Regions from separate parts of the Mus musculus genome. Here all the other regions are linked to region 3. A link is a loop called in an ENCODE intact Hi-C map of the cell type or tissue named here. Cell type or tissue: heart. All regions are shown on one strand. Region 1 has its middle 3.3 kb from the start of Ntf3. Region 2 overlaps Ntf3 (neurotrophin 3). Region 3 overlaps Gm33320 (a long non-coding RNA gene).

Evidence for each region. A loop is a pair of places that touch in the nucleus more often than their neighbours do. Peaks named below come from ENCODE experiments on the same cell type or tissue, not always from the same donor. Only the 100,000 strongest peaks of a DNase experiment are listed, where the experiment ranks them.
Region 1: a loop joins it to region 3, with 2.7 times the contacts of the local background. A loop is called at or near these places in 9 of 42 quality-filtered maps.
Region 2: it touches region 3 in a loop (7-fold over the local background); 9 of 42 quality-filtered maps call a loop at or near these places.

What each region holds. Positions count from the first base shown.
Region 1 is chr6:126,167,026-126,169,525 of GRCm38, reverse strand. No RefSeq gene overlaps it. Among named protein-coding and RNA genes, the nearest start is that of Ntf3, 3.3 kb to the right of the region's middle. In heart, a CTCF peak has its summit at 1,520; a DNase peak (open chromatin) is centred at 1,505; H3K4me3 peaks cover 593 bases; H3K27ac peaks cover 287 bases.
Region 2 is chr6:126,152,964-126,155,463 of GRCm38, reverse strand. All of the region lies in intron 1 of Ntf3 (neurotrophin 3), which reads left to right. Among named protein-coding and RNA genes, the nearest start is that of Ntf3, 11 kb to the left of the region's middle. In heart, a CTCF peak has its summit at 982 (motif pointing left); DNase peaks (open chromatin) are centred at 703 and 913.
Region 3 is chr6:126,552,698-126,555,197 of GRCm38, reverse strand. It overlaps Gm33320 (a long non-coding RNA gene), which reads left to right. Exons shown (of 5, transcript XR_378037.2): 2 at 403-465; 3 at 1,154-1,377. Among named protein-coding and RNA genes, the nearest start is that of Gm33320, 4.6 kb to the left of the region's middle. In heart, a CTCF peak has its summit at 1,192 (motif pointing right); no DNase peak of the experiment used is centred here; H3K27ac peaks cover 387 bases; H3K27me3 peaks cover 762 bases.

The DNA.
Region 1 (2,500 bases), 390 kb after region 3:
CAGTTATATTAGTAAAATATACATGGAACCCAACTAATAAATGCTTTTCTCTCTTTCTTTCTTTCTTTCTTTCTTTCTTTCTTTCTTTCTTTCTTTTCTTTTCTTTTTCTTTTTTCTTTTTTTTTTTTTTAGTTTTTCGAGACAGAGTTTCTTTGTGTAGCCCTGGCTGTCCTGGAACTCACTTTGTAGACCAGGCTGGCCTCTAACTCAGAAATCCACCTGCCTCTGCCTCCTGAGTGCTGGGATTAAAGGCGTGCGCCACCACGCCCGGCTAATGCTTTTCTTTCTAAAGATCAGAATCCCTCACCAGTAGACTGACCAAGATGTCCTTGTAAGGCCTGGGGCTTGCACTGTGACAGGTGTTATGCTGTAAGTTTCAAATTACTGGATTTACTTAGTCCTCCTAATGTACCTGGGAGACTCCTACTACTTTACCAACTCTCGATGGATTTTGATCAGCTAGGAAACCTGTCCGAAAACAATGTTGAGAAGGTTGAGAGCAATGTGAAACATTTGTCACTCTACAAAACCAACCCTTCCAAAAAAGATGTTAGACTGTGACTAACTTATTTATTTTTATGTGCATTGGTGTTTTGCCTGCATGTATGTCTGTATGAAGGCATCAGATCATCTAGAACTAGAGTTACAGACAGTTGTGAGCTGCCATGCGGGTGCTGGGAATTAAACCCACATCCTCTGAAACAGCAGCCGGTGCTCTTAACCAATGAGCCATCTCTCCAGCAGAATACCGCTTCTAATATCTCTACTAGATCTAAGCTGGTCCTTGGAGCCAACATGTGCTTTCCTAAGATGGCAGACATTTTAGAGAAAGCTAAGCTTACTGAATAAACATAGACACATCACCCAGCTACCAGGGACAAATAATCTCATGGGGGGGGGGGGGGATAATCCTCCCAAATAATGTCTCATATATGCTCCAGGGCATTTGGGGACCACTGCTAACTGGCAGGCTAGCCCGTGTGCTTAACACATTTGGCATGGGGAGCCAAAATGATACAGTGCATGGAACGCCCCGACCCTAAGTTCCTATTTCTAATACAGACACCTTTTGCCTTCACTTTGTTTTGGAAATGTAGACTTTCTGCCTTCCTCATCTGGAACAGCTGTCTCAGTGACTCGGGGATGGTGAATGAGAGCAAAAGTAAGCACAAGTGTTGTGGCTATTCAGCCTTAGGACCCTCCAGCAACAGAGGCAACTCAGAGATACTTTAGGATCCGCCAAGGCACGCTACTTATACAAAGGCAAGTAAAAGAAACAACACGAGGTCTAGCTAGCTCTGTGAGCCAAGGCTAACTGCATAATGAAGGGTACCTTTGTCACCTACAGGTCAAACGGGACCACTTTTCTCATTTCCTGGGTCAATATTCACCATACACACACTATTGCTGCATGAGAAACCCTTTCCACTCCAGGTAAGCGGATGGCAGTCCACTGAACTGCAATAGAAGTAAATGCAGTTTTCCAAGCTTTTCCACCTTCTCCTTTTTTTCTGTTTAGAGTTTCAACCACACTGTGGCGCTATTACAAAAGATAAGGGTAGGCCCAAGGCAAGCTCTAGGAATTTGCCTTAGGAGAGAGGGTTTTCAAAACCCTGCTTTCAGGAACCAGGGTCTTCAGATACAATAAGGAGAAAAATCAAGTCCATTGACCCAAAGGGACTGCCAACAGATTGGTGGCCAAAGCCAGAGCATCTGTTTAGAGAGTCCACGACTCAGTTAACAGAAGACATTGTTTTCCATGGAGTGTACACATTCTATTGCTTCCTGCCCTATATGCTAGTAACTCTAGCTACATATATGACTCTTAGCGTGAGTCTTTCTACAAAAACTATAACTCTCCAGTTAGAAACTTGGGTTTGTCTAGAAGTTGCTATAATTCTGACAGTCTTTTATCTGCCTATAAACAAGTGTGCCTTTTTGCCTCTTTTTTTCTGCCCTGCATCTTTCTTTGACTTCTGAACTCCTAGAAATTCAAAATGCCTTTAGAGTATCCTGAAGGCAAAGAGGACCTTTAGCCCTTCGCTGGAAAGAATGAGGAAGGAGAAGAAGAAAATCCTTAGTCAGGTCTTACATAAAGAAAAGGATAAGCGGTCTCCACGGGTTGAGGTGGGGGTCGGGGTGGGGGCAGGTGGATCACAGTTCTTCTACAAAAGTGCAGCCTTTGCTCTCAGCTGTTGCCTAAGTCTCTCCCTGTTCCCCTCTCCTTTCCCCATTCTCCGCCCTCCCCCCAAGACACCGCACATATTTGGCAAGATTAAGGTGTCACCTCTCATATTACAAGGCCTGTTGATTGCAGGCAGAGACAGACCCTCCTGCACCCTTGAGTTGGAAACAATGCACTCTTCCTGACGTCGCCCAGGTCTGGCAAAGGGAGGCGGCCAGCTAGTGCACCGCATCTGCAGAACAAATCGAAGTCTCGAACTCTGCTGCCTTTTCTTCTGACTGTTCATATTTAAGCTTGCCCCTCGTAGACCCCTCC
Region 2 (2,500 bases), 400 kb after region 3:
GCATTTGCATTCCTCTCTTCTTACTAAAGGATGAAATTCTTGAAGAGGGGTCTGTGCTTGTCATCTTCGTGTTCACCAACACCTGGATGGTCTGCCGCGGAAACGCATTGACTGAATGCATAGACATATGAGGGAATTGTTGGTGAGCTTAGTGGTAGATGGCAACAGGGACTGGGCTCAGAGATGTGATGCACCTTGCCACGGGTTCAAAACCCGTGTCCTCTGTTATTCTCTTCTGCTCTGTCCCAAAAGTTAGGTCATAAATGCTGACTGCTTACTTGCCAGGAAAGGCTATTTTGGCTTTCCTTTGGACCCTTTCCCTCATGCCCTAACCTACCTACTTCTGTATATTTGGGGTCTTGGTCTTGGGGAAGTGGGTGCCACTGTACATGAATTGGAGTAATCCCTTTGAGATATTTAGAAAGTGGGTCTGGATACGTGTGTAAAGATAATTCAGTGTGTGTCCTTGCTGGTGGCCCTGTGCTAGATGTTAGAGAAGATGCAGAAAAGGATGAGGCCTTGACCTGCAGGGCTGAAAGTAGATAGGAACAAGTCATGTTATAACAAGACTCCAAGGGAAAGAACAGTGAGTATTGAAGGGGGAAGGAAGGCTCCCTGAGTACGGCTATGTAGTGTGAATGAGATAAAGCGTCCTCTCCATTCACTTCTGTGTGACAGGGGTTGCATCACTTCTGAATTCCCAAGGGCCTGCCTGGGGTAGAGGAGAGGATTCTCGGAGCCTTTGGTTCTTCATGGCAATAGTCTGGGGAACATTCTGGACAGTTCAAGAGGTGGCACTCTGGGCAATGTATGAGCTCCCAAGGTTGCATTCAGAAGTGTCCCCTTTTGCCGCTGAATCAGCGTAATGAGAAGGAAGTGGGAAGGCAGCAGATCCTCCTCTAAGAATTGTTTCCCTGCCCCCTCCACTGACTTATATGCATCATCTCTGCGGCCACTTCGCACATAGGGACAGACTGCCATCTACTGTCCACTTTTATCCTCTGAGTCCTTCCTTTTCAGCCAGCTCCTTGTCCTTCCTTCTCCTCATCTTTCATCGTTACAGATACCACAGGGAAATAGACAGTAGGTGCTTATATGATAGTTTCTGCACAACTTAGCACACCATGATAGGTGGTTTTCCTCTCCACTTGGTGTTGTTTAAAAGGGGCTGCCTGGCATCTCTCTAGGCTTCCTAGGGTTCGTTAGCAGGAATACCATGCGAAAGGCAGGATCTCACCACCATGACCTTGGGGTATCCTTAGGAGATCGGAAAGCTACCCAGTAGGATGAAACACAGTGTATCTGAAAAAATGAAGATGACAGCAAGGACTGCAGTGGCTGTGGGGTTTACAGGAAAGTCCTTGCAGGGAAAAGGTAAGTGTGGACAGCTTGTCCTGCATCTCCACTCAGTAACTCTACTGGTAGGAAAGACGGCCCTGGTCCTGAAAGCTTGAGATGTCTTACGATTGTCCCCGAGCCAGTTGCTGTTTGATGCTCCTGGAGCAGGAGTGCAGGCACTGTAGCAATGGAGGGAGCGTGAAATTCTCCCTGCTACTCCTGAGTACCCCTTCTCATACCTCTCCTAGACTTTCTTTCAAGAGCACGCCTGCCCAGTGCGGGAGACAGAGCATCAGTGTCCTGACTCAAGTCTAAGACACCGTCCTGTCTGAATCCATTTCCCCCAGTAAGCAACCAAGAGTCTGTTGGGGTTTCCTTTAGGCTGTTTGTTTGTTTGTTTGTTTGATTGATTGATTGATTGATTTTTCTTTAACACCAGTCTTCTCTCAAGCCCAGGGTGACAAAGGATTCACTTTGTAGCCGAGGATGAGCCATGTACCTGAGTTAGTAGCAATTCTCCTGCTTCAGCCTGCCAAGCTGGGATGATAGGCATGTACCACCATACCTGGCTTGGCTTGTATTTTAATTCCGGTGAGATTACTTTGGAATAACTCTTTGTCTTATTCTTCAGGTGTTTTTGTTCTTAGTGTTCAAATTGCCTCCAAGGGAATTTTCAGAGTGTTTCTTTCCTGTTCTTGCCCTTAGATAAGGAAGTGTGCCTATGACAGAGGGCGGGGAGGGGCAGGACAGGAAGAGGGGGTGGATTCTATTGGGTATAGGAAAGCCACTCAAGTTTGAGGATCAGGTTACTACTTAAAGGATCTCAGCACCTCACTACAGTCCTCACACAGTTTCTTGCTTTCTCTTTGGTTGCCCCAGTGCCCCTTTAATGTTGCCATCCCCTTTCAGATCTGCTGTAGTGTGACTTCTCCATATAACAGTCTTCCTGGATTTTGAGGGGACCCCTTGACAGAGATAAAGTTAAGCCAAGGCCTATTAGAAAAGGACGTTTTAATTTTTTCTTTATTTTTACATGTATGGGTGTTTTGCCTGAATGTATATCTGAGTGCCTGGTGCTGGAGGGCCCATAGAGGCCAGAAGAAGGTGTTGGATTCTTTTGGAATTGGAGTTACAGACAGTTGTAAATTGCAATGTGGGATCT
Region 3 (2,500 bases):
CTCGGTGGGAGCTGAAGAAGCCAGGGATACTCAGTCAGACCTGGCCTTACAGTCTGAGACAAGAGAGGAGTGGAAGAGGGGGTGTCTTCATACCTGTCTTTCCCTGTCCTCCAACCCCTGCTTGATATTTCTGTCCCTTGAACCCTGTCATCTCTAAGCCACTGCTAGAGGCTGGAAATACCAAACAGAAATTAAGGTGTGAGCCCAAGGACCCATGTGGCCAATAGCATGCACCACAGGGGTGGGTGTCAGGTGTCCGAAAGCAAGTGGCAGGTGTCTATGGTCCCAGGGGCCAGCCGGGGAGATGGAATGGGGGTCTCAGGTTCATAGATCCACAGAGGGAGGCAGGACTTGCAGGCAGCAAGGACTTAGACAAGATGCAAATCTTATTTCTACTTACAGGTGCGCCCTTGGCATATGCTGGAGAGCGATGGAATCCACAGGTCGGGCTCTCAGAAAACAGAGGTAGGAGATCATGGAAACCCTCATTAGTTCTCAGCCAACCTGACATTCTGAGGATGAGAGGCAGGACTGAGTGAGCTTTGGAGCTGGCTAAGGAGCGTCTGGGATGGGTGGGCCGCTCCCCTGACTGCCATTGCCCCTCTTTGCTTCTCTAGACTCAAGGATACTCCTGGCTTCTGGTACTTATGCCTCTCCCAGAGAACTTAAGAACCTTCCTTGCTCCCAGTCTTCTCAGGTAGCAGTGGGCCCTGTGGTTTAAGTCCCAAAGTGACCCTCAGGAGCTGGCACAATCACTACTGCCTACAATCTGGGCCTGGTGTACTTTCTAGGACATATATTCTGGGTCATGCAGCTCTTCTCCTTTCTGAGGCATCTAAGGGATACGTCAAACCATGGGTGTCTACACCAAGGGTTAGAAGGCCTTGGAGGGGGTCACTGTAACACCCGAGACCCTTTGTCATCTTTGGCCATTCCATCCCTGTGACCAACCTTAGTGAACTCTCTTAACCAGTAGCAGGGGAGTCAGGCAGCCAGACAGCCAATGTGGAATTCACCATGGCCCCAGCACTCCACTGCCACTGCCATTTCTGCCTGCTGCTCTGAGCCCCTCCCAACCCAGAGCCTGTGGAGCAGGCACCACGGGGCTCTGGTGTGTCTGTTGCTCCATGATTTATTTTTGTCTCCCTCCCAGATTTCACGGACAGGGCTGTGCAGAGTGGCTGGTACCATCTGGTACCACGTGGGGGCACTGATACCTCACAGGATCGGAAATGTGCTGGAGAGCGCTTTTCATTTTACTGTGAGAGCCAGCCACTCCTCCTGCGGCCATCCCAATCCTCCGTGAACCCTCCATCGCCCGTGCCAGGTTCTTCTTCAGAATCCTCAGCAGCCCTCTTGGTTTCCATGACCCTGGAGGTAGGTGTTTTATCCGTGTGATTTGGTGCTCAAAACAGTGTTCATAGGGATAAGAGTTGAGCCCTTCAACACAGCATTGTCAACCAAAGAAACAAAGGGCAGAAGCCGTGCTCCCTAAACAGCCTCCAGCCTCTTTTTAAACCACACCCTCTCCCTCAGTTCTGGCGGGTGGCCTGCTCTTCTAGACAGGAATCACCACCCACCTATTGGATCCCAGAAGTTCAGCCATACTTGGGTTCTACATGTTCTTGCTCTACCAGAAAGCGGCATCTCCTCCTACTTGTTGAGGTTAGTCCTCCATTTTCAGTATGCCTCTGACCTGTGGCATATCTGCCATTCTCTTAGCACAAGCTTTGAAGGTTGGAGAGCATCTTCCATCCCCAGCCAGGCTTCCAGCTCCTTGTGGATAGGAAGGATGCAGGTGCAAACTTAAGTTCAGCTCAGCCCGTTAGCTCCCAGTGGAGCACTCCCATAGTGTCACAAAAAGCTCTGTGACTTTCTGACATGATCCTCACCTTTAGCCCAGTCCTTCAAGGTCGTGACACCTGACTTCTGGCTGACCATAGCTCCTTCTACTAGTCAATCAACTACAGTGAGCTGGGGCTGGGACTGAAGCTGAGAACATGTCCGGAAGCTGGGAGAAAAGTATGTTCCAGAAGCGAAATGGAAAAAGTTGATTATCCTGGAGTCTCAGACAGAGGACAGTGAACTGGCTCTCTTGGAGTTTTGCCAGCTTGGTTGTCGGCTCTGCAAGTTCCATGCCATGTGACATGGGACTTTTCTGAGAATGGGATGGGGCTCTCATTTTGTATGCATAAACTGAGTTACAGTATCTACCAATTAAAGGGAAGTTTTAGAAAGAAAATTCAACTAGGTGATGCTTGGGCCCTTGCCACTGGGGCTGGCACAGCTTAGTCATAGCTAGGGGACAGTCACATCATTATTGCTAGTGGCTCTCTTTCACCTGGAAGCAGAGTGGAAGTCTCTGGATTGGAAAATCCAATCTGAGGCCCGACAAGTCACTGGGTGGGAAAGGGGTGTACAGCCATGGGACCCAGCCAGAGTCTTAATGAGAGAAAAACAGCTACCCAGAAACAGCTCAACCCCAGGCTTTCAGCTTCTG